Regions from separate parts of the Mus musculus genome. Here region 2 is linked to region 1. Evidence: chromatin loops called from intact Hi-C (ENCODE). Cell type or tissue: heart. All regions are shown on one strand. Links, peaks and the distances in the headings refer to the core of each region. The heading gives the core; the rest is flanking DNA.

Evidence for each region. Hi-C counts contacts between places; a loop is a spot of excess contacts. Peaks named below come from ENCODE experiments on the same cell type or tissue, not always from the same donor. Only the 100,000 strongest peaks of a DNase experiment are listed, where the experiment ranks them.
Region 2: it touches region 1 in a loop (5-fold over the local background); 20 of 42 quality-filtered maps call a loop at or near these places.

The regions. Positions count from the first base shown.
Region 1 is chr7:41,386,338-41,401,838 of GRCm38, reverse strand. It overlaps AI987944 (expressed sequence AI987944), which reads left to right and starts at 8,460. Exons shown (of 5, transcript NM_001199330.1): 1 at 8,460-8,612; 2 at 13,584-13,731. It overlaps Gm17102 (predicted gene 17102), which reads right to left and starts at 8,141. Exons shown (of 2, transcript NR_166533.1): 1 at 7,819-8,141; 2 at 4,386-4,974. It overlaps Vmn2r57 (vomeronasal 2, receptor 57), which reads left to right. Exons shown (of 6, transcript NM_177764.4): 6 at 1,176-2,107. The coding sequence ends at 2,107. In heart, for the core only: a CTCF peak has its summit at 8,390; a DNase peak (open chromatin) is centred at 8,408; H3K4me3 peaks cover 1,773 bases; H3K27ac peaks cover 1,246 bases.
Region 2 is chr7:41,624,833-41,640,333 of GRCm38, reverse strand. Zfp788 (zinc finger protein 788) reads right to left here and starts at 6,803. Exons shown (of 6, transcript NM_023363.3): 1 at 6,640-6,803; 2 at 5,624-5,654. Gm51480 (a long non-coding RNA gene) reads left to right here and starts at 7,321. Exons shown (of 3, transcript XR_003946761.1): 1 at 7,321-7,409. In heart, for the core only: a CTCF peak has its summit at 7,355; DNase peaks (open chromatin) are centred at 6,813 and 7,363; H3K4me3 peaks cover 2,125 bases; H3K27ac peaks cover 1,930 bases.

The DNA of each region.
Region 1 (15,501 bases), core at 5,113-13,112:
AATATCTTTTAGGTCAAGAAAAATCAGAAATGTTTAGGTGCCGAATATCCAAACCTACTTTTATGCATACCTGGAAATATTTCAAGAATTATCTCCTTAAATGTTGAAAAACAATGTTGTAATGAATTATAACAACAAATTTCTAGTGAAGGGTTTAAGTTCAAAGAATGCAATTGTATTTTTAATTGAAAATTATTCATATTATCAACCAAATTGAAGTATCCAAGGGATTTTATGAAAATAGATTAATATGACTGAAATAGATGCAGATACAGCAAACCATTGCACTGGGGTCACAGACCCCTATGGAAGAGTTAGGGGGAGGGTTATGGAAACTAAAGTGGATGGTGGACCTGCAGAAAAACAGTGTCAACTAACCTGTATCCTGGGAGTTCCCAGAGACTAAGCAACCAACCAAAGATCATACACGGGCTGGTCTGAGGCCCTCAGCACATATAGTAGAGGGCTAACTTGACTTGTCTGGCCCCAGTGGAAGAGTATGTAGCTAGTTCTGTAGAGATGTGATGCCCTGGAGAGTGAGAATGCCTACTTGGGGCACTCTCTCAGAAGCAAAGGGGAGGGGAAATGGAATGGGAAACTCTGGGAGGGGTACCAGGAAGGATTGACATTCGGGATGTAAATAAATGAAATAATTTAAAACTATGTGCCTTCAACACACTAAGAAATGAATTTTTAAAAATTAATCATTTGTTTACACTTCAAATGTTATCCCCTTTCCTGGTCTCTGCTCCAAGAACCCCACCCCACTCCTTCTCTCCCCCTTTGCTTCTAAGAAGGTTCTTCAAAGAACATTGTCCACATTGTACAAATTACAAATCTACAAATTAGAGATTTTTATAAGGTGATGTTAGAATCAAATTAGGTTTATGCAATATCATTCTCTAATTTTATGACCTATAAACTAGATGCAACAGAGTCACAAATTCAGGGATAGCAGACAAAAACAGGAAAGCATTGGACTCTGATATTTGTCACCATAAGTTAAAAAAAAGGCTGCATAGGTTTAAAATGATTCATAGAGTACATAAATATTTGTTTCAGAAAATAAAAAAGGTTATCCAGTAAGAATAATAATTAGCTGCAGAAAATTAAAAGCTGGGGGGGGGGGAGGTAACACCTGTGGATTAATTACAGTCACTTTCCTTTCTAAACAGATATGGATCAGTGTGTGCAGTGTCCAGAAAGTCACTATGCAAACTCAGAGAAGAATCACTGCCTTCAGAAATCTGTGAGCTTTTTGGCCTATGAAGAGCCCTTGGGGATAGCACTCACCATCACAGCACTGGACTTCTCTGTACTCACAGCTTTGGTTCTTGTGGTCTTTGTGAAGCACAGAGACACACCCATTGTCAAGGCCAATAATCGGGTTCTCAGCTACATCCTGCTATTGACACTCATAATCTGTTTTCTCAGTTGCTTGCTCTACATTGGACAGCCCAACACAGCCACCTGCATCTTGCAGCAAACAGCATTTGGAACTTTGTTCACTGTGGCTCTCTCCACAGTGTTAGCCAAAGCTATTGTAGTGGTTACTGCATTCAAGGTCACCTCTCCATCTAGAATGGTGAGGTGGTTAATAGTATCAAGGGCCCCAAATCTCATTATTCCCATCTGCACACTGATCCAACTTATTATCTGTGGAATATGGCTGGCTACCTTTCCACCTTTTATTGATCAAAATGCTCATGTTGAACATGGTCACATCATCATTATGTGCAACAAGGGTTCTGCAGTTGCTTTCCACTGTGTACTGGGATACCTTTGCTCCTTAGCACTTGGGAGCTATACCATGGCCTTCTTATCCAGGAATCTGCCTGACACATTCAATGAAGCCAAGTGCCTGTCATTCAGCATGCAGGTATTCTTCTGTGTTTGGATCACTTTCCTCCCTGTCTACCATAGCACAAAGGGGAAGGTCATGGTGGCTATGGAAGTCTTCTCTATCTTGGCTTCCAGTACATCATTTCTTGCCTTGATATTTGTCCCTAAGTGCTACATAATTTTGTTAAGGCCAGATAAGAACTCATGTCTTGATATCAGGAACAAAATACATTCAAGAAGAAGTAGTCATTTAAAATTTATTTAAGAGTTAAAATTAATCCATGTTAATTAAACATAATGGTTAAAAAGTATGACATCATTCTAAATCTTTTATTCAGATATATTATTACGTGGGTTCATAATTCTTAATTTCATTGCTTTAGTGTTTCTTTGTAGTGTAACAATTTTTATTTAAGACTGATCTTTATGTTATACATTTTTTTTTCTGTAACAGTATCTCACTTTGTGTCTTTTATTGGTCTACTTCCCCATAAGTTGACAATTGTGGTATAACTTATTCTGTCTTCTTCTGTCTGCAAAGTGCTGATGTTGAAGATATGTAACCATCCCCAGCCATTTTATATTCATTTGGTTCTTCTTTGATTAAATATTCTTTAACTTATTTTATTTACTTAAATTCCAAATATTACCCCCTTGCCAGTACCCCCCCCAAGTTTATTTACCCCACCCTCCCTCCTCTTGGCCTCTGAGAGGGTGTTCCCTCACCCATGAACCCACCCTGCCCCCTCACATCCCTCCACTTCCCCAAGCATCCCCTTTATGTAACAGATTTCATTTGTTTTTGAACTGTAAATTATTTTATTATACTCTACTGTGTAAATTCAACATCGTAAGAGAAGTTTGTCTCTCAAGCATCAATTTCAAATGTTCTTATTTTCAGAAGAAATTCCATGGCTCAGAATGACAGTAGAAGCTCTTTCTATTTTGATTTCACATTATTTTGTAAAATGAGGGAAAACATGGGTAACTAAAAATGATGCCTCATTGGAAGCTAGCAGTCATTTAGAAATCCAGAGCTCAGTAACAGAATGTTAGTGACTGATCTGGCAGTTCACAAATTTTTATGGGTACAATGTACTGGGGCAGAGGTAAATCAGGAGAGCTCACTTCAGAAACAAGCATTATGGAGGATGAATTACCTTAAACTGTACAACAGATGTAATATGGAGTTAAATACTTCATTGAAAAAATTAAACAGTTTTGTTAAAGCAGTGGAAATCATTTATAATTGACAATGAAATTGGAAATATCATTTTAAATGGCCTCAGGGAAAAACTTTGAATTTGATTATATATGCCATATGTGGATATTCAAAGTTCCTGAGCAAAATTCATGGCTCTGTGAAAGCAGGGGATTATTAATGTCTCTTATTGTAGAAAAATCACAAATGCCACTAATATGAGTCAATATTAGTTCATGTTCAGTCCCTTATTGTTTTTCTGTTTGAAGATTTGTTATCATTGTGATATGGTTAAAGAGGTGTGCTTTTTAGTGGTGGGTAGAGGTTTTTTTTTTTTTTTCTCCATTTACCCTGTTATGTTTCTCAGGCAATGTAGAAAGAAAGAAGGCGGAAAAGGAGTAGAGTAGTGTACTCCAGCAGAAGTGATTATTTATTTCCAAGAGAAGGAAAAAGAGACCTTCTAGTGAGAAAGGTGATTCCTATCAAAAAGGGAGAGGAACAGTAGAGTTTATGTAAGGGTTTTTTTTTTTTTTTTTTTAGACATGGAAAGGTAAATGCAGATCCTTTTTTCTCTTTTGGTCATTACTTCACATGTATCTATCATATCCTTAGAAATTGATTTGTTATGACTACAACGATGCATGGTTTAGTGGGTGACGGATTCATGTTAGGGCAGAAAGAACTGGGGTTTCCACATTGAGTCAGGGGATTTCAGCAATACTTCATAGAATCAAAAACTCTTTGGCTAGATGCAACATCATCCCTTCCTTACCATGCCTGATTATTGTTTGAGGAAATCTCATCTAGCAAGAGAGGCTACAAGAAGCCTGGGGATGTGACAAGTTCATTGCATGCAGTCATACTTTTTACACACTTATCAGAAATAAAATATAATGGATGTCTCCAGGAGGAGAACAATTGTAGTTGCTAAGACACATAACATTTGCAAGCTATACAGAGTACAAAAGGTTAATGTCTGAAAATAATTGTCCTGTGAAGCTTCTGTATGCTTGGCTGACTTTTTTGGTAATACAGAGTTACACAGGTGCCTGAATGCTCCGTTGACTGAGGTACTGCTTCAGGTGTCAGAAACCTGACTGGACACCTTGCCCCAGGAGCTATTGTCCCTAAACTTAAAATAATATGGCACATACTTTTAAAAAAAGTCTTATTTATTGATTTTATGTATGTGCATATATTTTAGCTGTCTTCAGGGAATTGAACTCAGGACCTCTGGAAGAGCTAGTCAGCGTTCTCAATTTCTGAGACACCTTTCCAGCCCTGGCACATCCTTCTTAAGCCAACTAGACCAGGCCATCTCCAGGATTCAGCACAGTTCCACTTCTTTGAAATATTTTTATTTCATTGCAATTCAAACTTTAAAGCATACATGGAGAATCAAAGCAATCAGGGCTATAATGCTCTCCAGTATAACCAACAAAACATTCTAGAGACATTTATAAGGACCACATTTATGAATCCAATTAGAGACAAAAACAATTAAGAAAAACCTTCATTAGCTTTTGTGCAGCAATAAAGGATAATTCATGCAAATTTAGTTAATAGTTAATTTTTCATCATGGAAGGCATGAATATATATTCATCAAGTGTTTGTGAAACCATCTTTGCCTAGGAAACAATATGAGTAGTAGTAGTAACATATGCATTCAAAAGAGAAAACATAGCAAGGACCAGCAACCTCGAAGTCAAACCCTCTCTCTGAGATTTTATCAATGCTTTTCTCTCAGTCACTGGTTTCTACAGCTGATTCACTCTTGGTAGAGAGTCTCTTGTTCATGGCTTCATGACTCAATCACCCCCATTCAATTTCTATTCTTAGGTTTAGCAGTTGTATCCATAGTGGATTTTCTTGGTCCATCTTTCACAGATCAAGTCACTCATTCAGGTTTTCACAACGGGATTTCAGTACCCTGAGAAAAAGCACAAACCTAATCTTAAATCCAGTGAATTCCTGGATCTGGGCAGTTCTCATGACCTGCCATAACATCTCTCCAACATACTGTGATTTTTAATTTGTTCGAGAAGGACAAAAAAAGTTTTTTTTTTTTTTTTTGTAGCAGTAGGCTATCCTTGCCCTTGCTCTAGAGGATTGAATATTATGAGAAGTCATACTACTCTATTCTCTCTCCTGCATTTTTAAGTCATCCATTAGATCTTTCCCCAAACAATTGATGCTAAGAGTTATATAAAATGCCTGTGATGTGGCTCAATTAGAACAGATTATTGGTAACATTCTTTAAAAAGCTTGGCAGTATATAGAGAAGAATTGCCAGTTTTAATATTTTACTGAGAACTAAAATAGCAAAATTTCTGAGTAAAAGGGCGATCACATCCTTACCTGCTTCTCCTGATATGAGAACAGCAAAAATGAGCAAACATTAAGTAGGTATGATGTCCTGAACGTATTTTAACTTCCCCAAACAGGAAATGTGAGTAACATCCACATGCAAATATGATTTACAGTAGCCCTCCAGGAGTTACACATAAGTGAGTAAAGACTTGATATTAACGAGTACACATGAAGGATATTTTTAGCTGTAAGGTGATTCTGCTATTTAGTTAGTAAAAAATATCATTGAAATACTGAAGCATTTTGATATAAGCACTTATGAGATTCTTATGCTTCCTGTAGTTTATTAATTCCTAAGAAAATGGCAGTGGTAAGGGCAAACTTCCCTTGTATTTCCCTTAGACAAAATGCCTGGAATATTAGAATGTAACCTTATATGACCAAAATAAAGTATATTTTTCTGTGTCTGCAATTTCTGTTGAATCAATTTTGTAAATTGTGAATTGAGGTTTCTGATGATGAAATCTATATTGATTCTAGATTCTCCCCTGCTAGCACTGTGTATTATGTATCAGAACAAAAGTTTAGAAGCTGTGTTAACCTTTTTAAGCAAAGTTAATTATGAGTAATTGAATTTGTTGCACCCAAGCACCTGAGTAAATAAAAGTCAGTAAAGTGTATCTAGAAGCCAGGGCAGTATTACCATATTTGGTGACATTTACAAAGAATCCAGTAACTTATACCATGTGCGTGGTGTTACAGCACTTGTCCATAAGCCTCCAAGACATAGGGAGAGTGGTAGGCTGTAGAAAGGAGTGTTTTGTAATTTCCTCATAAGTAAGGACCCAAGGGTTTTGAGAAGTGAGATGTTAATGGCAACAGCTACCAACAAGGCAGGCTGAGAGAGGGAAATGCAAAAGGAACATTGGGAGGAGTTTGGGTGGGTGGTTAGGGAAGGAAGTTGACTATATACTGGAAGTATTTGAATTCCTATTATATGAAGTCCTGTGTCCAGAAAACCCAGAGTAAACTAGAGCCCAGTAAACTAGCTACAAGAATGAGAAACAACATTTTTCATGCTTTGAAGACCAATGAGAAACCAGCATGCAATGGCCACGTGCATCCTTACACAAAAACAACAAAATTTACAAGCAGAGAAATCAAAGATTCATCCATATTTTGGAGAGGAGCTGGGTCTGGCTCAATGCAGTTGGGGGTAGGGCAGCCCAGCAGCACTTGGCTTCTATGTGAGGCTCTGGACATTACAAAGATATCCATTGGGCCCCAAGTGTTACTTGTGAATTCTTTAACCGCAAGTCCCCCTTACCCATGCTTGGTGTTCTAAGATGTTACATTTTTATCGACCCAGCTTTCCTGCCAGCTAGACAGAGGTAGGAGCAGGCAAAAGAAGGGCCTGCGACTGTAGGTAGACTGAAAGGTAGAGTCTTTGGCTCCTGGATACCATCCCAAGTCAGAGCATCACAAATTCAGAGGCTCAGCTTCACTAGACAGATCATACAAAGACAGATCTGATATATAAGACAACAATATTTAAAATTGGTCTTTGCTACTTCTAGGTCCATCAGTCCTTATATTGTGTGTTTGTTTAATTTAGACGCCCCCTAAATAGTAACCCACGAGGACAGACCGGATGTGGACAAGTCACAAAACAGACAACAGTAAAGACTGAATTGGTGTCGCACAGAGGTTTCACCAGACTGATTATGACAATTTTACCAATAGGATTGTGTTTCAACTGATTTCTTGTATAATCCCTGGACTGCCTGGTATCCTCTGGAAATTGCTTTGTTGAACAGCCTAGGCGTTGGAACCCAGGTGAAGTTGCCACATACTGGGCCACTGCAGTTTCTGTCACCCAGCGTCAGTAGATGGCATTTCCAAGGCTCCAAGGCAAATAACGGATCAGAAAATAACTGATGGCCTTGGATGAACTTCCAACTACGCAGAAATTACTCAATAAATAAATACATAAAAATAAAGAATAAAAAAGTAAAATAAAAAAATAGGCGTCTCCCAATTGCCCGAATGGGGTGTACAAACCCCATCAATTTCACCCTGTTTATCAGACAGGGTATCTCTTAACCATAATCCAGGAACCAACAGGAAGCTTACTGTTTAGAGTCTGCCATTCACCTTGGGATTCTGCAGAGGGAATGCATTTCCTGGAGACCCTAGACACAGCTGGGTCAGCCCACCCCTCCATTATCCGGGATGAAAAGAGAATTTGGGGCTTTTTCTCTTCCTCCTCCTCCTCCTCCTCCTCCTCCTCCTCCTCCTCCTCCTCCTCCTCCTCCTCCTCCTCCTCCTCCTCCTCCTCCTCCTCCTCCTCCCCTCCTCCTCATCCTCCTCCTCCTCCTCCCCCCCCCCTCCTCCTCCTCCCCCCCCCCCACCACCATTTCGGTCCAAATTAAAAGCAACAGTTTATTAAATATTAGGTACTGACCAAGAGATGGACCTGGGTCAGAAATATCCGCAGAATTTCCCAGCCGGAATAGCCCCCGGTCACATATTGTAGGGGTTTATACAGATAATCAATTTGGCCACCGCACTTTCTCACGAGGGTTACTTAGAAAAAAAAACTACAATTCCCAGAATCGCTAGAAGTTACCTGGCTCCTGGGCCGGTAACGCTTACAGGCTAATTTTGGCAATTACATACGCAAGCTTGATTTCCATTACATATCCACCTTCATTTCCGGAGGAAGAAAGGGAAGTGCCTAATGAATAAAGCAAAGGTAGTTCAAGCAAGCTCCAGATTTCCCGATTTAGAGAGCTAGGGAGGGCAGGGTCAATTCCTACAAAGGGGAGGAGCAGCCCGAGCTGACGCGGTGGGTTCTCCCCAGAGCTGGATGGGAAGACAGACGGGTATGCTTTTGGAAAACAGGCACAAGCGCTACTGAAATTCAAATCTCTGTGTATCTGCAGAAAGAATGATACTGTAGTGGAAGACCAGGCCAGCAACCAAGCGGAGTCCCATCTGCACATTCTAACCCTAAGGGAGGTTTAATGGCCAATCAGAACCTTGAGGTGGAGCTGTTCATGTTACGCAAGACTTAGTGACCAATCGGAGCCTTGGGGTGGATTTGTCAGTCAGGAGAGAAGGCGGGACCTTCCGGGTTCCTTGCGGCAGTTTCAGCTCTATAACGGACCCTGCTGGAAAAGTTCTGATTGTTTTTCTCTAAGCGCTGCTGCTGGGTGCTGTGAGGGAAGCTCTAGCAAGTTGCTAATTCGCGACATGGTGAGTGCAGAGCCACTGCCCACAGAGGGAAGGAGCAGGCAGTTGTGTAGCAGAAGTTGGTATGGTGGCTTGTCCCTGGGTCTGGGTGGTAAGTGTGGCCAGATCTGACCACCTGTTACTTCCCTTTTTGTCCTAGTCATTCCCTGAACCCAGCGGTGGGCTGTGAATAACTTCACTATGAGGGCGGCATCTGCTCAAAGCATCTGGCTCAGAGACTTGTGTGTGGAAACATCCTTAGCAGGATGTCAAACTCAGAGAGGCCTAGTTTCTCTACTTCTAAAAGTTAACTCCCCCATCATTTAACATTTAGCTGTAAGACCTATTTGGAGTTAATTCTGTAGAAGTTATAAAAGGCATCTCATGTTGGGTAGCACTCCCATATCAAACTGTGGTGTAGAAGAGTAGAATTGATGATGTTAAAGGATTTACCAATGCTTAGGAGATAGTTAAGCGACAGCAAGTAGAGTTTAGCTGAGGGAGGAATGCCTCTGAGACACCCTACAGATAAGTAGTGTGCTAACCAGACCCGTTAGAGATCAGGATGCTAGGATAGATATATTTGTTCACTAGGATTGTCCAGAAAAGTGCTCCAGTGCTTAACAAAGGAGGCTACTCTGATTGACAACCAGCCACTAGGGCCATCCTCATAGCAAAGAACTGGCTGCTCAAGGGAGCGTTATAGAGTCCCAATCAACATTAAAGGCTGTTTATCACAAAGTGCTGCTAGTTTTCTTCTTGAGAAAAAGCATAGTTCTGCCATATTCGCAGGAGAACACCGGCTGGCAACTCTTTGAAAAGGGAAAACACTGTTGGGTCCAGGACTGGCTTGATCAAGCAAGGCTTTCTGTGAGGCCCTTATGTATAGAAAATGGCATAGCTCTTTCTCAAACCCAGGAACATGCTTGACAGAGCCAGGTAGGCCCTCATGTATTGAGAGTAAAATAGAACTTTTCTTTTTCTTTTTCCTTTTTTTCTTCCTTTGTCTTTATTATTAGTAGTAATTATTTTACTTATTTACATTCAAATGTTGTCCCTTCCTGGTCTCCCCTCCACAACCTCCATCCCATCCCCTCCCCTTTGCCTCTATGAGGGTTCCTACCCACTCACCCACTCCTGCCTCACCCTTCTAGCATCCCCCCCTACCCCCAGGGGGGCAACAAGCTTCCACAAGACCAAGCTCCTCCCCTCCCATTGATGTTAGTTAAGGCAGTCCTCTGCTACTGCTACATATGTAGCAGGAGCCATGAACCCACTCATATATACTCTTTGGTTGGTGGTTTAGTTCCTGGGGGCACTGATGGGTCTTGTACTGGCTAGTTTTGTGTCAACTTGACACAGCTGGAGTTATCACAGAAAAAGGAGCTTCAGTTGGGGAAATGCCTCCATGAGATCCAACTGTAAGGCATTTTCTCAATTAGTGATCAAGGGGGAAAGGCCCCTTGTGGGTGGGACCATCTCTGGGCTGGTAGTCTTGGTTCTGTAAGAGAGCAGGCTGAGCAAGCCAGTAAAGAACATCCCTCCATGGCCTCTGCATCAGCTCCTGCTCCCTGACCTGCTTGAGTTCCAGCCCTGACTTCCTTTGGTGATGAACAGCAGAATGGAAGTGTAAGCCGAATAAACCCTTTCCTCCCCAACTTGCTTCTTGGTCATGATGTTTGTGCAGGAATAGAAACCCTGACTAAGACAGGTCTGGTTAGTTAATATTGTTGTTCTTTCTATTGGACCCAGCCATGGGAACCCAGTGGAAGAGTTAAGGGAAGGACTGATGGAGCTGAAGGGGATTGTAACACTATAGGAAGAGTCCCTTTACTAAAGCAAGGAACATGCTTGGGAGAGGTGGTAATGATCTGAGGCCAAAGCCTCTGGGGGAAGGTTACTTCAGATCCTGAGAACCAAACACTTCTCACCATATGGGGTTGTGGTTATCAGACCCAAGACCTCTGTAGGCTTTAAGTGATGACCTTGAAATACCCTGTGTTCCCTTGTACAGTATTATTTTATTAGAGTCCCCCTGAGTTTGTCCCATTGTATGGTAGTTTCTACTGACTTCATAGAAATTTCCCATTTCTTTCCATTTGCCTTTGGTCAGTAGAACACAAGATGCTATTCTTAAGATGCCTATTTGGCATAAGACATAGCTTGCACAAGACCTCCCCTCCCCAGCTTTTATCTTTTCTACTTTCTACATTTCCTATCTTTCTCATCCTCTGGGGCCTTCCACTTAGAACCCTGTCAGGGCTGATTTGAGTCTTGGTTTAACTCCTCATCTTGGTAAACCACCCTCATATCCACCTTGTTAGGACCCCTAATTGTTCTCTTGCTATTGACATGTGTACCCTGCATATTGAACAATCTTACAGCCTTCATAAAAGAGAATAGGAACAGTGCAGCTGATGGTCCTGTGCCAACAATATGAGACCCTGAGGACAGGACCTGAAGAATATGAATTACTTACCCCAGACCACTGAATTTAGCTCCAGTATTGGAGCTTGTACAAGAAAAAAGGGAGAATGAGGGACCCTAAGGGCTTTTTCTATTCCCACACCCTCCTTACAGCTTCCCTCTCCCGCCTGGGGTCAAGGCTAGGCCAAGTTCCATTCTCCACCCACAGGAATATTCTTGAGTAAAAAATTCTCAGAATGTACTGAATGATAGTACCCTCTGGAAAGTCCCAGGTAGAGTTCAAATGTATGTCATGCTTGCTAGCCAATAGATTTAATGGTCAATATGCTTAGGCAATAAGTTTGAACTGTAACCTTGCTGATGTAACCTGTGCCCCTAGAAAGTATAAAACTGCTTGTAATGGCCATTCAGGGTCACCTTCTAGTCACTTGAGGGACTAATTGAAGATCAACAACAACATGCCAGAAAATAAACTTCTTCATTTTGTATCGAGAAAAAAAAAAGAATAATAATAATAAATGACTCTGTGTTGCAGGATATTTGTTCTCACTGTGAACCCCATGTTATTCACTGGAAAACCTATTTTTAATTATGCTGTGGCTCAACTTTAGCCCACACCTTTAATCTATGAACTTCCTGCTTGAATTTTGTAAACAGGATTTAATAAAGTCACCCATAGGTTAAGAGTCAGAGTAAGTAACCAGTTGGCAAAGGTGTAATTAGGATTGATAAGAAAAAAACATAGCCGGGCGTGGTGGCACACGCTTTTAATCCCAGCACTCAGGAGGCAGAGGCAGACAGATTTCTGAGTTCAAGGCCAGTCTGGTCTACAGAGTGAGTTCCAGGACAGCCAGGGCTACACAGAGAAACCCTGTCTCGGAAAAACCAAAAAAAAAAAAAAAAAAAGAAAGAAAAAAGAAAAAGAAAAAAAAACCATAAAGAGTAAGAAGGAGTCAGTGAGATGAATAGAGATGCACACATTAGAAGGATTTTTTACTGTGGTATGAGAGAGCACCATTCTTGGTGGAGCATCTGCTGAGGAGAAAAGTCAGCTGGTTACTTTCTCTTCCTCTGATTAGCAGACTTTCAACCCAGCTCTAGCTTCTGGGTCTTCATTGGTAAAATAGAGCAATTGAGATTTAAAAACAAATTATGGGAATATCTGTGCTTTGTAAATCTCCCATCTGTGATGTGAGTGGCCAGACTTGCAGTCTATTGTCCATATTTAAATTGTTCAAAATATAATATACTATGGAGACTGAACCTAAAAGAGACTTAGGTTGACAGCATATAGGAAATATGAAACCTGTTCTCAGTGCTCTACTTGAGCATTAGCCAGAGCTGAATGCATGCTGTCATTAAAGACACATTTCTTAATTATTCTTTTAATTGTGTTTGTATTGGTTTCTCCCTGTGAAGGCATATTAATTCTAGAATAGCTACATCTCTGGCTCTTCCCTGTCCTCACATTGCTTAGGGTCATGTCTGCTCTGGATAACAGCTCTTGGGTGAGTTCACTGACCTTTTAGGAGATCAGTGAAGTTGTCATGAGAAGGGAGACAGGGGACAGGGAAGAGAAAGGGAGAAAGTTGGTGCACACATAGGATGGAGAAAATGCCAAGGGAGCAAAGAAGGAAGAGTTTCTTGGGGCAAGAGAAGCTCATCTTAGAGGATGGTGTATGGCAGCCATGCCCTATAACAGTAGAGAGTGAGGGATGCTGGGAGAACCTAGATGCCAGGTCTGTTTTGGTGTGTTAAACAGGCACCTCAGCTGCTTGTCCAGGGTCCGAAACCCAACAAATCATACTACAGAAAAAAGTAAAAATGAGGGTAAGAATCAGACTGAGTCTTTTTGTTTGAATTTTTATAATGACAGTAAATTATAATTTATCAAAAATGTAATAGTCCTAGACAAATTACACATCTCTTTGTTTTCTATGATGAAATTACCCACCTTAGATGGTAACACTTTTGCTTTGGAGGACATTTTTAAACATTTTTATATATCATTTTGTATATGTTTAATGTATTATATAATTAATATACCTCTACTGTGTTACATTACATATGTATTTGTATTATTTGAATAGTTATTCAAACATTACCTTTCTTTAAAGAGAAGGAAGAATTCTCTTTTGGTATTAAGTGTACAGGAACCTCTGTAATTCCACAATCCAAACTAGTGGAAGATAATGAGAAAATGACCTGGGTTTGTTTGTTTTATATCTTGCATGGTATATATTTCACACTGCTGAGAGCAAAACCTCTGATTTCACAGATCTGGACAGGGCCCATGAATGAGCTTGTTATGAATTCCTGTGTGATGGTCACCCTTTGCACAAACGGAATGAAAATTGTATCTATCAAAATCATGCTTTCCCTGCCTTGGCTGTTTTGCTTTTCTTTGTTCATTATTGCTTCCCTTCTTTGTATTTTCATCTATGCATATTGAATGAATTTTTTAATTGATATATATATATATATATATTCTTCTCTCATACAGTATATGCTGACCAGTGTCCACTTCCCCCAGCTAACCTGAACCTCTCCTGTCTTCCTCTTCCTCAGATCTACTTCTCCAACTCCATTTCAGAATAGGGCAGGCCTCCAAGAGAGCACAAGGAAACAAGAACAAGATACAAAAAGACAAGGCAATAGACTTCATATTGACACTGTACAAGGCACCCCGATAAGAGGAAAAGAGTCTTAGAAGCAGGTAAGACAGACAGAGCTATACCTGCTCGCACTGTTAGAAGTCCCAGAAAAACACCAAGCTAACAGCTGTAACAGAGCAAAAGATGATCTGGTACAAACCCATACACACCCCATGCTTACCATTTAAATCTCTGTGAGATCTCTGGCCTTCGAGGTAGAATAGGACATGGATTCTTTCTCGTGGAGTCAGCCTCAAGTAAAATCAAACATTGGGTTGACACTCAAATACATTTGGTGCCACCGTGCCTCTGCACATCTTGCATGCAGGACAGAGTTTAGGTAGAGGCTTTTTAAGCTGGGTTCGCATACAGGTTTCTATTTCTGAAGCCTGTAGGGTACCTTCTCACCCCAGAGAGACTAGAATATAAGGACGAAGGCTCCAAGTCTGCTTAACCAAGCTCTTGACCATCCTCTGCATTCAGTGAGCTGTGTGAAAGTTGTCCTGAGCAATAGGGTCCTGCTGTCAGGTTTCAGAGAGCAACCTTCTGTCCTAGCATAAGCCAGGGTTCTTTAGAGATCTTCATAGGACCTCCTTGGCCAACCACTCAACCAAATGTAGCCCAGTCCCACCACTGAAGCCCTGCCTTGCTACAAAGGATGGCCAGATCAGATTCCAAATTCTTCATTACTAGGATTCCTCAGTAACACACCTAACCTAGATTGTTATGAGTAGGATGGCTGTTAATACTCTGTTCATCCTACTGATCCATGGACATGAGAGATTTTTACATCTTCTGATAATTCTTCAGTTTGTTTCTTGAAAGACTTGTAGTTTTTAATCATACAAGTCTTTCACTTGCTTTTTTAGAGTTACTTTAGCCTATTTTACATTATTTGAGGGTATTGTGAAGGGTGTTCTTTGCCTGATTTCTTTCTTACTCCATTTGTTACTTTAGTTTATTTTGTTTGTTATTTATTTACCATCATAAATTCCAAGAAGTTACCAGTGCATTCAGTTTCTACACTAACCCTCAAATGCTCACAAAATCCAGCTGTTCACTTACTGCACTCTCTCCGTGTCTCTAACTGATCTCTCCCATTCCTGTCCCCATTCACCCTCAGTCCACCCATAGAATCCATTCTGGTTTCCCTTTTGAGAGAGATCCATGTTTCCCCCTGTCTTAGTCAGGGTTTCTATTCCTGCACAAACATCATGACCAACAAGCACGTTGGGGAGGGAAGGGTTTATTCAGCTTACACTTCCAAATTGCAGTTCATCACCAAAGGAAATCAGGACTGGAACTCAAGTAGGTCAGGAAGCAGGAGCTGATGCAGAGGCCTTGGAGGGATATTTCTTATAGCTTGCTTCCCCTGGCTTGCTCAGCTTCCTTTCTTACAGAGCCCAGAGATGGTACGACCCACAAGAGGCCCTCCCACCCTTGATCACTAATTGAGAGAATGCCTTGCAGTTGGATCTCATGGAAGCATTTCCTCACCTGAAGCTCCTTTCTCTGTGATAACTCCAGCTTGTGTCAAGTTGACATAAAATCAGCCAGTACACCCCTCCCCCGTAGAGCACTCCTTTTTACCTATCCTCCCTGGGTCTGAGTATTGTAGCCCAACTATCATTTATTTAACAAGCAACATCCATTTGGAAGGGAAAGTATACCATGTTTGTATTTCTGGGTCTTTGTTACCTCACTTAGGGTGATTTTAGTTTTTGAGTTGGCATCTATTTTCCTTTAAATTTCATGACGTCAAATTTCATGACATTAGTGTGTACATGTACCATGTTTTCTTTATCCCTCTTCAGTTTAGAGAAATCTAGCTT
Region 2 (15,501 bases), core at 3,618-11,617, 240 kb before region 1:
AAGAAAATAGAAGTAGATATTAAAAGTCTCACAACCAAAAAAAGTCTAGGGGCAGATAGTTTTAGTGCAGAATTCTACCAGACTTTCGCTAGAGTGTTAATACCAATACTCCTCAAACTATTCCATAAAATAGAAAGAAAAGGAACATTTTTGCCAAACTCATTCTATGAGGCCACAGTCACCCTGAAAAACAACATAAAAAAATCAACAAAGAAAGATGATTTTAGATCAATTTCTACTATAAACACTGATGGAAATGTACTCAATAGTGGCAAACTGATTCTAAGAACACATAAAAAACTTCATCCACCATAATCAAGTCGGCTTCATTCCAGGGATACAGGTATAGTTTAATATATGAAAATTGATCAATGTAATCCACTATAAAAAGAAAGTGAAAGAAAAGTTACATGACTATCTCATTAGATGTTGAAAAAGCCTTTGACAAAATCTAAAACACCTACATCTAAAACTCTTGGAGAAACATATAAAAAGGACACATGCTCCACTTTGTTCATAGCAGCATTATTTATAATAGCCAGAAGCTGTAAAGACCCCATATGTCCCTCAAGAGAGGAATAGATACCGAAAATGTGATACATTTTGTCTTAGTCAGGGTTTCTATTCCTGGATAAAACATCATGACCAAGAAGCAAGTTGGAGACAAAAGGGTTTATTCCGCTTACATTTCCACACTGCTGTTATCACCAAAGGATGCAGGACTGGAACTCAAGCAGGTCAGGAAGCAGGAGCTGATGCAGAGGCCATGGAGGGATGTTACTTACTGGCTTGCCTCTCCTGGCTTGCTCAGCCTGCTCTCTTATAGAACCAAGACAACCAGCCCAGAGATGGCACCACCCACAATGGGGCCTCCTCCCTTGATCACTAATTGAGAAAATGCCTTACAGATGGATCTTGTGGCGGCATTTCCCCAACTGAAACTCCTTTCTCTGTGATAACTCCAGCCTGTGTCAAGTTGACACAAAACCAGCCAGTACACATTTATACAATGGAATACTACTCAGCTATTAAAAACAATAATTCATAAAATTCTTAGCCAAATGGATGGAACTAGAAAATATCATCCTAAGTGAGGTAACCCAGTCACAAAAGAACACACATGGTATGCACTCACTGATAAGTAGATAGATATTAGCCCAGAAGCTCAGAATACCCAAATACAATTCACAGATCACATGAAGCTGAAGAAGAAGGAAGACCAAAGTATGGGTACTTCAGTCCTTCTTAGAAGGGGAACAAAATACTCATGTGAGGAGATGCCGAGACAAAGTGTGGAGCAGAGACTGAAGGAAAGGCCATCCAGAGACTGCACCATCTGGGGATAAATCCCATATACAGTCACCAAACCCAGACACTATTGTGGATGCCAACAAATGCTTACTGACAGAAGCCTGATATAGCTGTCTCCTGAGAGGCTCTGCCAGTGCCTGACAAATACAAAGGTGGATGTTCTCAGCCAACCATTGGACTGAACACAAGTTCCCCAATGAAGGAGCTAGAGAAAGGACTAAAGGAGCTAAAGGAGCTTGCAGCCCCATAGAAGGAACAACAGTATGAACTAACCAGTACCCCCAGAGCTCCCAGGGATTAAACCACCAACCAGAGTACACATGGAGAGATCTATGGCTCCAGCTGCATATGTAGCACAGGATGGCCTTGTTGGACATCAATGGGAGAAGAAGCCCTTGGTCCTGTGAAGACTCTATGCCCCAGTGTAGGGGAATGCCATGGCCAGGAAGCGGGAGTGGGTGGGTTGGTGAACAGGGGGAAGGGGGATAGGTTGGGGGTTTTTCGGAGCAGAAACCAGGAAAGGGGATAACATTTGAAACGTAAATAAAGAAAATATCGAATAATTTAAAAGTAAAAAAATAAAAGTCTTGGAGAAATCAGGGATACAAAGTGCATACCTAAACATAACAAAAGCAATTTATGCAAACCAACAGCCAACATCAAATTAAAGGAAGAGAAACAGAGCAATTCGCCTTAGATGAGGGTCAAGACAAGGCTGTCCACTCTCTCCCTATCCATTCATCATAGAACTAGAAGTTATACCTGGAGCAATAAAACAAGTAAAGGAGATAAGGGTTACAAACCGGAAAGGAAGAAGTGAAAATATTGCTTTTTGCAGATGATATGATAGTATATAAGTGATCCCAAAATTTCTACCAGAGAAATCCTTCAGGTGATAAACACATTTAGCAAAGTGGTTCAATACAAAATTAACTCAAAATCAGTAGCCCTTCTTTATACAAATGAGAAAAGAAATTATGGAAATAACACCCTTTACAATAGCCACAAATAATATAAAATACCTTGGTGTAACTCTAACCAAGCAAGTGAAAGATCTATATGAGAAGAACTTCAAGTCTCTGAAGATAGAAATTAAGGAAGACATCCAAAGATGGAAAGATCTCCCAAGTTCATGGATCTGTAGAATTAACATAGTAAAAATAGCCATCTCACCAAAAGCAATCTACATATTCTATGCAATTCCCATCAAAATTCCAATACAATTTTTTTACAGACCTTAAAAATGCAATTCTCAACTTCATATGGAAAAACAAAACCCCAGGATACCTAAAACAATCCTGTACAATAAGAGAATTTCTGAAGGCATCACCATCCCTGATTTCAAACTACACTACAGAGCAATACTAATTAAAATGCATGGTATTCACATAAACACAGACAGGCTGATTGATAGAATTGAAGACCCAAAAATAAACCTATATACTTATGAACTATGAATGCTTGATAGTTGACAAAGGAGCCAAAACCTTACATTGGAAAAATGAAAGCATCTTCAACAAATGGTCCTGATTTAACTAGATGTCTGCTTGTAAAAGAATGCAAATAGCCTCAAGTGGTGATTTGAATATGCTTGGCCCATGGTAAGTGGCACTATTAGGATTTTGGCCTTATTGAAAGAAGTATGCCCTTATACAGGAAGTGTTTCACTGTGGGAATGGGGTCTGAGGTCTCTATGCCCAAGTTCCACACAGTGTGGAGAGAGAGTCTCCTCCAGGCTTCCTACAGAAGAGAGTCTTAAATCAAGATAAACTCCAGGCTCCTCCTGCATCATGTCTACCTGCATGCTACCATACTTCCTACCATGATGATAATGGATGGAACTTCAGAAACTGTAAGTCAGCCCCAATAAAATGTTTCCTTTTATGAGAGTTGCCTTGGTCATGATGTCTCTTCGTAGCAATGGAAACACCAATTAAGACAATGCATAGCTATCATCCTGCAAAAAACTCAACTCCAAGTGGATCAAAGACTTCAACATAAAATCAAACACACTAAAAATCTAATAGAAGAGAAAGTGGGGAACTGCCTTGAATACAGTAGACAAATTCCTGAACAGAGCACTAATAGCTCAGGTACTAAGATCAACAATTAATAAGTGGGACCTCATGAAACTGGACAGTTTTTGTAAGGCTAAAGATACCATCAATAGGACAAAATAGAAGCCTACATTATGGGAAAATATCTTTACTAATCCTACATCCAATAGAGGCCTAATATTCAAAATATATATATATATATATATATATATATATATACTCAAGAAATTAGATACCACCAAACCAAATAACCCAATTAAAATTGAGGTACAGAACTCAATAGAGAATTCTCAACAGAGGAATCTTGAATGGCCATGAAACACTTAAACAAATGTTCAATGTCCTTAGTTATCAAAAAAAGCAAATCAAAGACTCCGAGATTCCATCTTATAAGCAGTCAGAATGGCTAAGACCAAAAACTGAAGTGTCAGCACCTGCTGGTGTGGATGTGTAGCAAGGAGAACATGCCTTCATTGCTGGTTGGAGTACAGACTTGTACTACCACTGGAAATCAATTTGGTGGTTTCTCAGAAAACTGGGAATACTTCTACCTCAAGACCTGGCTATCCTACTCCTGGGCATATACCCAAAAGATGCTCCATTATACCACAAGGATCCTTGCTTAACCGTGTTCATAACAGCTTTATTAATCTAGATGCCCCTCAACTGAAGATTGGATTTTAAAAAAATGTAGTACATCTACTATTCAGCTACTAAAAGCAAGAGCATCATGAAAACTGCAGGCAATGGATGAAACTTGAAAAATATTATTCTGAGTGAGGTAACCCAGACCCAGAAAGACATGTACTCACTTATAATTAATTGGACATTAACTGTAAAGTACAGGATACCTATGCTACAATCCACAAAACCAAAGAAACTAACAGGGCATGCCCAAGAAGGAATGCATGAAGAAGAAACAAAATAGTCACTGGAGGTGGATAAAAAAGAGGGAACTGGGTGGGAAAGGAGGTGAAGAGAGCAGTGGAGATGGGGATCAGGTATGGCTGGAGGTAGGCAGGAGAGTGCTGGGCAAAGAAATGGAAATGGTTCTAAGACATCTCTGGGACTAACTATAGACATGGATGGAGGAGGCTTCAGGGAGTCTATGGGGGTGACCCTAGCTGAGGTTCTTTTCTACCAGTGAAGGATATGGAGATTAAAGTGGTCACCTAGTGTGGCCAGGCAGGACTTCTAGTGGAGGGAGGTGGACATCACCCCATCGACAAAATCTTCAACCCAGTTTGTTCTCCCTACAAAAGATGCAGGGATAAAAATGGAGCCGAGTCTGAGGGAACCAATGACTACCCCAACTTGAGACCCAACCCAAATGGGACACAACCCTGACACTATTAGTGAATGCTCAGCTATGCTTGTAGACAGGAGTCACATGCAGATTTAAACAGATGCAGACACCCATAGCCAAACATCAGGAGGAGCTTGGAAGAGTAGGGGATAGGATTGAGCAAGAAAGAAGGATCAAGGATAACACAAGAAGACCTACAGAACCAACAGACCTGGGACCATGGGGGCCCACAGAGACTGAACCACCAACCAAAAAGCATGTAGGGGCTGGACCTATATCCCCTACACATTTGGAGCAGATGAGCAGCTTGGTCTTGATCTGAGTTCCCTAGCAGTTAGAGTGGGGGCTGTCTTTTACTTAGTTGCCTGCCCCTGGATCTCCTTCCCCTAACTGAACTGCCTGGTTGGGCCTCAGTGGGAAAGGACGTGCTTAGTTCTGCTGGGACTGGATGCCCCAGGAAGAGAGGAGGCAACGTGGGGAGGGATTTGTAAAGATGGAATTGGGTGGAGAGGGGGAGGGAGGTTTTGATCAGAATGTAAATTTAATGAATGAATTAATGAATTAATGAAAAAATAATTTTATGGTCGTGAGTCACAAGAACATGAGGAACTGTATTAAAGGCTGGCATTAGAGAAGTTAAGAGGAACTGCCACAGAGGGTTTTGGGGACTCAAGCTAGGATCTCAGACTTTCCTGTAGTTCCATTCAGCCCCACCTAGAGAAAACTGTGTAGGACAGAAAAGCTCAGTACTAGGGCTTACGGATTCAGACAGACGAGGATATGAAGGACACCTCTCTCCAGAGACCTTTACACTTGTCTCTCAGTGTCCCCTGAAGTACACGGAGGGCTGGAGAGATGACTCAGCAGTTGAGTGTGCTATTTTGGAAAACCTGAGTTTGGTTCCCAGCACTCACTTCAGTGGCTGATGACAGCATTTAACATTCATTACCTTCAAGGCCTCCGACATCCTCTTCAGGCCTCTGTGGGGAATCACACACATGTAGCATTTATACTGAGAGACACATACATATACAAAACATAAATAATCCTTAAACTAATAATTAGGGTTCTGAAGAGACGGCTTAGTGGTTTAAACCACTCGTTGCTCTTAAAGAGAACCCAAGTTTAATTTCTAGCACACACGTGGCATCTGAAAAGCATCTAAAACTGTTCTTGGAGATCCAAATCCAGTTCTGGCCTGCACATGCATTTGGTATATACACACATGCAAGCACATACTCATACACATAAAATAAAAATAAACCTTCAAAAAAGTTAAAATAGGAGAGGGCCTGGAAAGGCCCAGTAAAGGTAACTATCTCCAAGCCTGCTGCCCTGAATTCAAACCCTGGGGCCAGCACAGTGGGAAACCTATTCTCAGGAACTATCCTCTGACTTCCACAGGCACACTGGCACACTTGCCAGCCCGCAATAAATAAATATGGATTTAAAACATGGGGAGTGCTCTCCCAAAAGATTGTAAAAGGAAAAAAAAATGAATACGTTTTTTCTTTTTTTTTTCCTTTTTTTTTATTAGATATTTTCTCCATTTACATTTTAAATGCTATCCCGAAAGCCCCCCTATACCCTCCCACCCACCCACCCCGGGGGGGGGGAACCTAAATCTAAATACAGCCTGCACCATGCATTCAGAACATCAAGAACATAACACAGAAAACCTAGAGGGTCTTAAGGTTAGCAGTGTGGTGAAACGCCAACAACACTACCAGTGCTCACATACAGGGAACTGACGTCACCAACATCGAGGCACTCCTCTTGCTGGACAGAGCTCATCAAGTCGTCCCCCCCCCCCCCCAAGGCCCGCAAGGGCGTGGGGGTGGGGAGTAACTCTAAACCCACGGGGAGGGGGAATCCTGATGCCAGTACCAAAAGGCCCGCCCCAACCCCGGTGAGGATGCACCACATCGGATCCACCCCATCTGGGGACAAGGGTCCCTTGCTCACCATAGCGCGGCTTGCAGGCTCACCCGCTCTCTTCACATAATTTGCCTCATAATTTGTCACAGCGGTGCACTTCGTACAGAGCAACGTCTCCAACGCGACTACCTCAGTCTTAGAGCTTGGAAGGTGGCATGGCGGCCAAGAAATCCCGCCTCCCGCTGGCACTCGATTGGACTGCCTACTTGGAAGCTCTGATTGGCTAGCAATGTTTGAGTGATAGCATCCTTAAGCTGCACATGACTGAAGGGACCAGTACTGCTAGTCACTCCCAGCCCTGCCTTCGGCCCTATGTGCGGACCTGAATGAGCTCCAGTGAGATCTACATTTACACAGAACCTGTTTCTTCCTCCCAGAACTGGCTCGGCTGTCTTCTTGCACTTAGTTGGCACTCCTTGCTTCAGAGCACAGGGTCGCTCATGTGCACTGCCCACTACACAATTCTGCTTAAATGCAAATCTCCCTGGATCTGGAACAGGTCTGCACCCTTTAGCGAACACACAACTGGGAAGGAGTGTGGCTCTCCCTACGCCTTTAGCTCTCCTTTCCATCAAAGGGAACGTCTGTCACTCACGCCTCTTTAGCCAATCAAAGCATCGGGACATGCAGTTCCCTCAGAAAGCACGGATAGGAGGCGGGTCTTCCCTGCAGGCGGTGCTCAGTGTTCTGCTTTGCCTCTGAGGGAGAGGTACGCAATGGACAGGAGTGCAGTGCACTGTGGGCCCGCTGTGCGGAGCCATGAGGACAGCGCAGAACCCCGCCGTGGTGAAGCTTATGTAAGCGAGTAGCAGCTTACTGATCCCTGATGGAGTAGGGCAAACGACCGAGTTGGCTGTGGTCATCTTTCCCGGGATAGGGGCGGGTGACAGTGGGACAGCCAGCGTCCAGTAGTTTTCAGAAACCTGAGATTGACCCCTCCTAGTGGCCCCTGGGCAGATCTGTCTGGACGGGCCAGAAGCTTCCATTGAGGACTCTGATGCTGTGCGGGCCCTGCAGCAGTGATGATTTTAGCGGTTCTTATTGCGTATTAAAAAAAAAAAAAAAAAAAAAAAAAAAGACCGAGTCTCATTAAGTAACTTTCACTAGCTAGAACTTGGCATGTAGACCAAGCTGGCCTAGAACTCAATAGATCTGTCTGTCTACGCGTTCTGATTGTTGAATGAAGGCATGGGCAACTACTCTGACTGGAATAGGTGGAGTTTTAGAGTTGGACCATAAGGCAGCTAGTTTCTTTGTGTTTAAGTTTCTGATTATACTGTTTTGTTACTCTGTTCTTTCCCAAGTGTTAGTACACCTTTTTTATTATTGTAATGCTGGGACAAATTCAAAGATTTTTGTCTATGTTTGTGGGTGCAAACATTCATCAGTAATGGTCACTTCCTTGATGATCCGCCCACCAGTTACCTAGCAACAGCCAGGTAAGAGCCTGGCTTGATAAAAAAGCTCGCGCTCTCTCTCTCTCTCTCTCTCTCTCTCTCTCTCTCTCTCTCTCTCTCTCTCTCTCTCTCTCTCCCTCCCTCCCTCCCTCCCTCCCTCCCTCCCTCCCTCTAATGTCCCCAGCCAGCCTCTTCCCCTCTTTCTCTTTTCTTCTGTTCTTCTCTGTCCCCGTCTTCTCTGCCTCTACCGACTTCCCCAGGTTCCAAATAAACTCCCTTTCATACTAAGTTCATCCTATAGCTGATTTCTCAGAGGGAACTCTTTGGCATGGGCCTAGGCAGGCAGGCGCTCCCTTTGGTACCACTGGCTCCATTTTATAAAACACATTAAAATTAATATATGACATCTAGATTATAATTTATTCTTCTCAGATCTCTGACTACATTGACAGCTAAGCTAACTGCAGCTTAACAGCTAGATAGGGCGACCAGCCCCTTACCCCAAGGTAATCCACTACTGTATTAGCTCTTTAGTCAATTCATTAGATAGTTAAGACTACCAGATCGCTTAACAAAAAGGCAGACTGGTTGCCTTGCTCACAGGCTTCATGATAGAAGATATACAAGTTCCAGATGTAATCTTTCCAAGATGTAACCTTCTGCTACTCCCTTATCTAAAAAACTCGGTTTTCAGTGACTGTTCCCCAGTGATCAACCACCTATGTCTCATGGTCAATAGCTGTATAGAAAGATGTAGCTTTATGAAAGGTCTGAGGGTATAAGCTTAACTTATGAGGATCCAAGAAAACATTTGAGGGTAGACAGTGCCTTGAGGTCAATAATTCAAAGATATAAAAGTTGGAGGACATAAAAAAACAAAAACAAAACCTTAGAGCCTGGCAGTGGTGGTGCACGCCTTTAGTCCCAGTACTTGGGAAGCAGAGGCAGGCGGATTTCTGAGTTCGAGGCCAGCCTGGTCTACAAAGTGAGTTCCAGGACAGCCAGGGCTGCACAGAAACCCTGTCTCGAAAACAAGCAAACAAACAAACAAACAAAAACTTAGATGGTGATAGGAAAATTATTTCAGGTACAAAACGCTTCAGATTTCTTCCCCTCACTATATTAAGACTTCAAAAGTTCAGAAGACAGAAAAACCCTGTCTCAAAAATCCAAAATAATAATAATAATAATAATAATAATAAAACTAAGAGAAGGATAGCCAAGAGACTGAAGAAAGGAAACAATGTCAGCTATAACTACTCAAACACAAAGTACAAAGAACATCAAACAAGAGCATCAAAATCAAGAATAAAACATCATTTTTTAAATGGTCACAGACCTTTCAAGAATAACTTAAAGTAATAATAGCTTCAATTTTCAAATCAAATGAAACATGTCACATGATTGGATTAAGAAACAAAGCCAGGCCGGTCAGTGGTGGTACACACCTTTAATCCCAGCACTTGGGAGGTAGAGGCAGGTGGATTTCTGAGTTAGAGGCCAGCCTGGTCTACAAAGTGAGTTCCAGGACAGCCAGGGCTACACAGAGAAACCCTGTCTCGGGAAAAAAAAACAAAACAAAACAAAACAAAAACAAACAAACAAACAAGAAACAAAACCAGTCTAAGATACTCAGCTTTTTTTTTTCTTTTTTTCGAAACATATTCACTCCTTCCATTCATTCAAGTCCAGCAGTCATGACATCCACCATTTTAGTTTATTTTTTACTTCTCACTTCATTATTGTCATTACTTAATCTTTACCCTGTATCCACACAGGGGATGTCTTTTACACAAGAATAAGTTGTCCTTTACCTAGTATGTGATTTTTATATTGCAAGTCTAATCATCATTAGTAGTGATTGAAAGACAGCCTAGGATGAAGTGGGAATCATGAAGGAAATATATCCTCACCCCCAGAGACCAGGTCACTGTAGTTCTCCCACATGGCATCCTGAACAAAGCCCTCTGAGCAGTGTCCAGGCATCATCACTTTTATTGGGAGAAGTCTATGTTCTTTGAAAAGTGATGGACCCTGACTTGAAAATTAAGTTCCCATGGTGTGTGCTGGATGAGTCATTTACTTTGCTAAGGGAATGTTTGTAACTAAAGGTCTTGTTCTACTATCAGTAATCTATATAAACTATTTGAAAACTTATGCTCTAAGAGGGAAGACTCTGTGACTTATCTGTAAAGTTCCAAGAGAATCTCAGAGGAAACTTTATTGAAGATGGACCTTTCTTCAGTTATTTATAATGATTCTGTGTAGGGGTAAGACCTCTTGCTCTTTTCCCTGTCCACTGGTGTCCTTATTCAGCTCATGCTTAGCTAACATGTCGGTGGCACTTTGAGGGTGTCATTTTGGTTATTACTGGGAAACATGATTGCCTGCAAACTTCCTGATCTTCTGGCTCTTATGGTCTGGTTTTTCTGCTTCTTCTTCTGAAATGGTCTCTAAGCCTTTGATATACAAATGTTTCTCTAGGGCTGGAGAGATGCCTCAGAGGTTAAGAGCACTGATTGCTCTTCTGAAGGTCCTGAGTTCAAATTCCAGCAACCACAAGGTGGCTCACAGCCATCAGTAGTGAGAACTGTCACTTTCTTCTAGAGTGTCTGAAGACAGCTATAGAATAAATAAATCTTTAAAAAAAACCAATGTTTCTCTACATGTATCATTGATATTAGGCTCCAGAACTCTGCATGTTGATTAGTTGTGCTTTTCTGTAGTGATCCCTGTGTGTTGCAAACAGAAGTTTCCTTGATGAGTAGTAAAGATGATATTTATTTGTAGGTATAGGGCCAGATATTTACAGATTGTGGGGATTTTGCTGGTTTAATAAATTAGTGCTGTGGAGTCTCCTTCAATAACCATGACTTCACTAGCACTAGCAGTGAGCATGTTTTCCCTCTGGTTGAGTAGGTCTTAAGTCTAATTAGAGCTGTTGTTTACTGTCATGGTTTATGCGCCACTACTTTACCCTTATTTATTGTGCAATGCTGGTCATTGATGTAGCTAATAGGCATCACAGCTAGGAAAGACTTGGTTGCTTGTCTCTTTGGAAACTATTTGGTACCATAATAGCTAGTCCCAGGGTGGGAGCATTCAGCACAGTGCCAGCTCAAGAATCTCTGGGCCCTGTTTTTTGAAGTGCATGGTCTGTGTCTTTAGCAATGGGTACATCCTTTCTACTTCTCTGGCCAGATAAGTAATGCAGCAATGGGCTGTAGGTTTTGGGAGTCTCTTAGATAGCCCTAGTAAACAATTCAAAAGAACTTCTCAGGACTGCTATTAGGATTTTCATTAAGTGGTCTTCAGTTCTTGGAGAGAGGGTTCTCAGCTCAAGTAAGATACATAACTATATATGTAGCTTTATAAACAGAATTATATGAAGTTTGGTTTCAAGGCAAATAGTTAGACATCCTTACATGGTACCGTCCATCCATCCATATTCGCCTCCCTTCCCCTTCCCTTAGGAAACCTCCTTTCCTGTTTCCCCTATCACATCACTTATGCACCATGACTGTTTCAGGCACCTTTTTATTAAGTTACCGTCCTTCCTCTTCCTTCTGTATTTGCTTCCCTCAGGAAGCCTCGTTCCTATTTCCATTACCAGATCCTTTGTGCTGTGGTATTCACCTTTACATCCCACATTTACCTCACTGCACATCCCTAAAATGCTCCCAATTACCCATTGTATTTTTGCGACATGTTTTTGTTAAAAATATCACTCATAGAATGGCTAACATTAATGATACCTTTCCAGTATAAAATAGAAATTCATTACCCCAAGGTAGCAGTAAACAAACACAAGCTCTAATTTATTTACTAGTAATTGAGACAGAAAGTTAATTTAATATTATACATAATCTATAACATATACTTAAAGCTCAAATCCTATAATATCCTATAATATCTTTACATCGAAGCTATACCATACAAATATAAATATCCTGTTCCACTGAAGTACATAAATGTGCAACAATTTTGATTTTAGATGGTTATGAGAAATATTAGTTACAAGTCTTTATGTTTTAAATTATTACAAGTTTAGTCAAATGTAACATGAATTCTATACCATTATTAGTAGTTGATTTCAGAATAATTCTGTATGAAACATTAGTACATATGTAACCTATTTTCAAAAAATTGCTTAGTGGATATCATATTTATTTAGGGTTTCTATTGCTGTGAGAGACATCATAACCATAGTAACTCCTATAAAGGAAAATATTTAAGGAACACACTTACAGTTTTAGGTTTTGTCAATTATCTCCATTTGGGAAGCATGGTGGCACACAGGCAGATATGGTGTTGAAGAGGTAGCTGAGAATTCTACACATGGTTCGAGAGGAGGCAGGAAGAATGACAATGGATGGGCCTTGCTTAAGCATCTGAAACCTTAAAGTCCACCCCCAGTGACTTCTTCCAATTAAACCACACATACTCCAACAAGGCCACACCCTCTAATAATGTCACTTCCTATATATCTGTGCAGGCCACTTTCAGGCAAACCACCAGAGTGAATATACGATGTATTTCTAGGTAAAATGTTTTCAAATTCATACCAGTGTAGAGCTTCCTAGTGTGACTCTCTGATATTGAGGAAGGGTTAAATATTGGTTAAAGGCTTCTATCTATACTTCATATTTTAAAGAACATTTTTCTTGGGTGAACAAGTATGTCAGTAATTACCCTTGCTTTTGTCTCATACGTGAATTTTATAATGTGTTCTAAATTTACAGTCTTTGGTAATGTATTCAAAACATTCTTTACATTTGAAAAGACTTTTTCCAGTATGGATTCCAGGATGATTTTTAAGATTTGCAAATCAGGTAATAGATTTTGAACATTCTTTACATCTGTAAAGGTTCTCTTATGACTGGATTCTGTGATGTTTTTGAAGAGATGAGCCCTCAGCAAAAGACTTGCCACATTCTTTGCATTTTTAAGGTTTCTCTCCTGTATGGATTCTGCAGTGTCTTTGAAGATGTGAGTGCTGGGTAAAGGACTTGCCACAATCTGTGCATTTGTAAGGTTTCTCACCAGTATGGATTCTGTGATGAATTTTAAGAGCTGAGGCCATGGTAAAAGATTTGCCACATTCTTTACATTTGTAAGGTTTCTCTCCAGTGTGGATTCTGTGGTGGGCTTTAAGAGTCGAGCCCTCAGTAAAAGACTTGCCACATTCTTTACATTTGTAGGGTTTCTCTCCAGTATGAATTCTGTGGTGGGTTTTAAGAGTTGAACCCTCTGCAAAACCCTTGCCACATTCCTTACACTTGCAAGGTTTGTTTCTACTGTGTATTCTGTGGTGGGCTTGAAGATGTGAGCCCTGGGAAAAGGACTTGCCACATTCTTTACATTTATAAGATTTCTCTCCTGTGTGGGTTTTATGATGCCTTTGAAGAGAATAGCTATTAGAAAAGGACTTGCCGCAATCTGTACATATGTAAGGTTTCTCTCCAGTATGGATTCTGTAGTGGGTTTGAAGATGGGAGTGCTGAGTAAAGGACTTGCCACATTCTTTACATTTATAAGATTTCTCTCCAGTATGGGTTCTGTGATGTGTTCGAAGACAGGAGCTGCTGATAAAAGCCTTGCCACAATCTGCACATTTGTAAGGCTTATCTCCAGTATGAATTCTGCTATGAACTTGAAGATTTGATCGTTTGGCAAAGGACTTCCCACATTCTTTACATTTGTAGGGTTTTTCTCCAGTATGGATTCTGTGGTGGGATTTAAGAGTTGAGCCCTCGGCAAAAGACCTGCCACATTCTTTACATTTATAAGATTTCTCTCCAGTATGGGTTTTGTGATGTGTTCGAAGACAGGATCGGCTGGTAAAGGACTTGCCACAATCTGCACATTTGTAAGGTCTATCTCCGGTATGAATTCTGCTATGACCTTGAAGATTTGATCGTGTGGCAAAGGACTTTCCACATTCTTTACATTTGTAGGGTTTCTCTCCTGTATGGATCCTGTGGTGGGATTTAAGAGTTGAGCCCTCGGCAAAAGCCTTGCCACAATCTGTACATTTGTAAGGTTTCTCTCCAGTATGAAGCCTTAGATGAATTTGAAGAGAGTAGCCATGAGTAAAGGACTTGCCACACTCTTTACATCTGTATGGTTTCTCACCAGTGTGGATTCTCTGATGAGCTTGCAGATATGAACCTGTAGTAAAAGACCTTTTACATATTTTACATTTATAAGGTTTTTCTCCAGTATGGATTGTATAATTCTCTCTGTAGCCTGAGAACTGAGAAAAGGACTTCCCACATTCTGTAGATTTGCATGGCGTTCCTCCAGGTTGAAGCATCTTAAGTCTAGTGAGGCCTGAGGAGTTCCTGGAGTATTTCCCAGATTTCCTATATTTTTGTTGAACAAAGAATCTCGGATGCCCAACAAGTTTCGAAGGAGAGGTAATCTCCAGTTTATATACTTTATATTTTTGCGTTTTCTCTCTAGTGTGGCTTGAATCATTTTGAGTCATATTTAAATAGAAATTGAAGGATTTATCACTTCCCATAAACAGGCATGGTTTTCTTTGAATATCATTTACCTTATCCCTATCAATGCTTGGTGATTCAACAGAGACTTTGCTGTACTTATCATATCTCTGTCTGTTAAATTCTCCTCTAGCCTTAATTTCAGTACATTGACTACAATTTGAGGACTCATTTGCAATTTTATCCTGCTGGCTGCTTGTGGACAGCTTCTCTTGGCTATAGTCCTGCTGGTACAAAGATGATTGTGTATACTGACCAGAGACACCCCTACATCTATCATTATTGTAACAATTCTCCAGAGAACAATTACTTATCTGTCCTTCACTAGGAGTTACATCTTGTTTATAGGTATTCCAGGAGTCGTTACCTTGGTAAGCAATCTCTGTAAACTGACTGTTGTGGTTATTATGCAGTGCAAAGTCTGTAGTAAGGCCTTTATTATCTTCCTGGTATCTGTGGCGGTATTCAGAAATACCCAACCAATGATGGCTTCCACTTCCTACTGGATTCTCATGCACAGTCTTATGTTGATTTACATTGCAGTCCGTGTCATTAGGTAGATTTACCTGTTGAGGAAGTTGTAAAGAATTTTCAGTCAAATACGTCTCACTCTGATATCATTATGTGTTGTCCTGTGATAGTAATCCCCTTTTCGTCACAGAATACTGAAATACTGCTTAATCCCATACTCCATAAAACAGCTCTCAAAGACTCCTATGTACCCCCCACCCCATGTTACTTCTCAGTGAATTCACACTTCTATGAAGACTAAAGTTGTGTTTCAAAGACTGACGGGAATGTTTTCCTAAAAGAGCCTCCCGCTGTGAATGTGGACGTGGCCCAGAGTGAACTGTGTGAGGAGAAGGCTGAGTTTCTTTATCTCCCCTGTCAGGAATGTCAGCAGTGGGAGTTGCATACACATCAGATCCATCATCCCAGAACTCATGCTCTTCACTGTCACCTCTACGTTCCCAGAACTTCCTTAC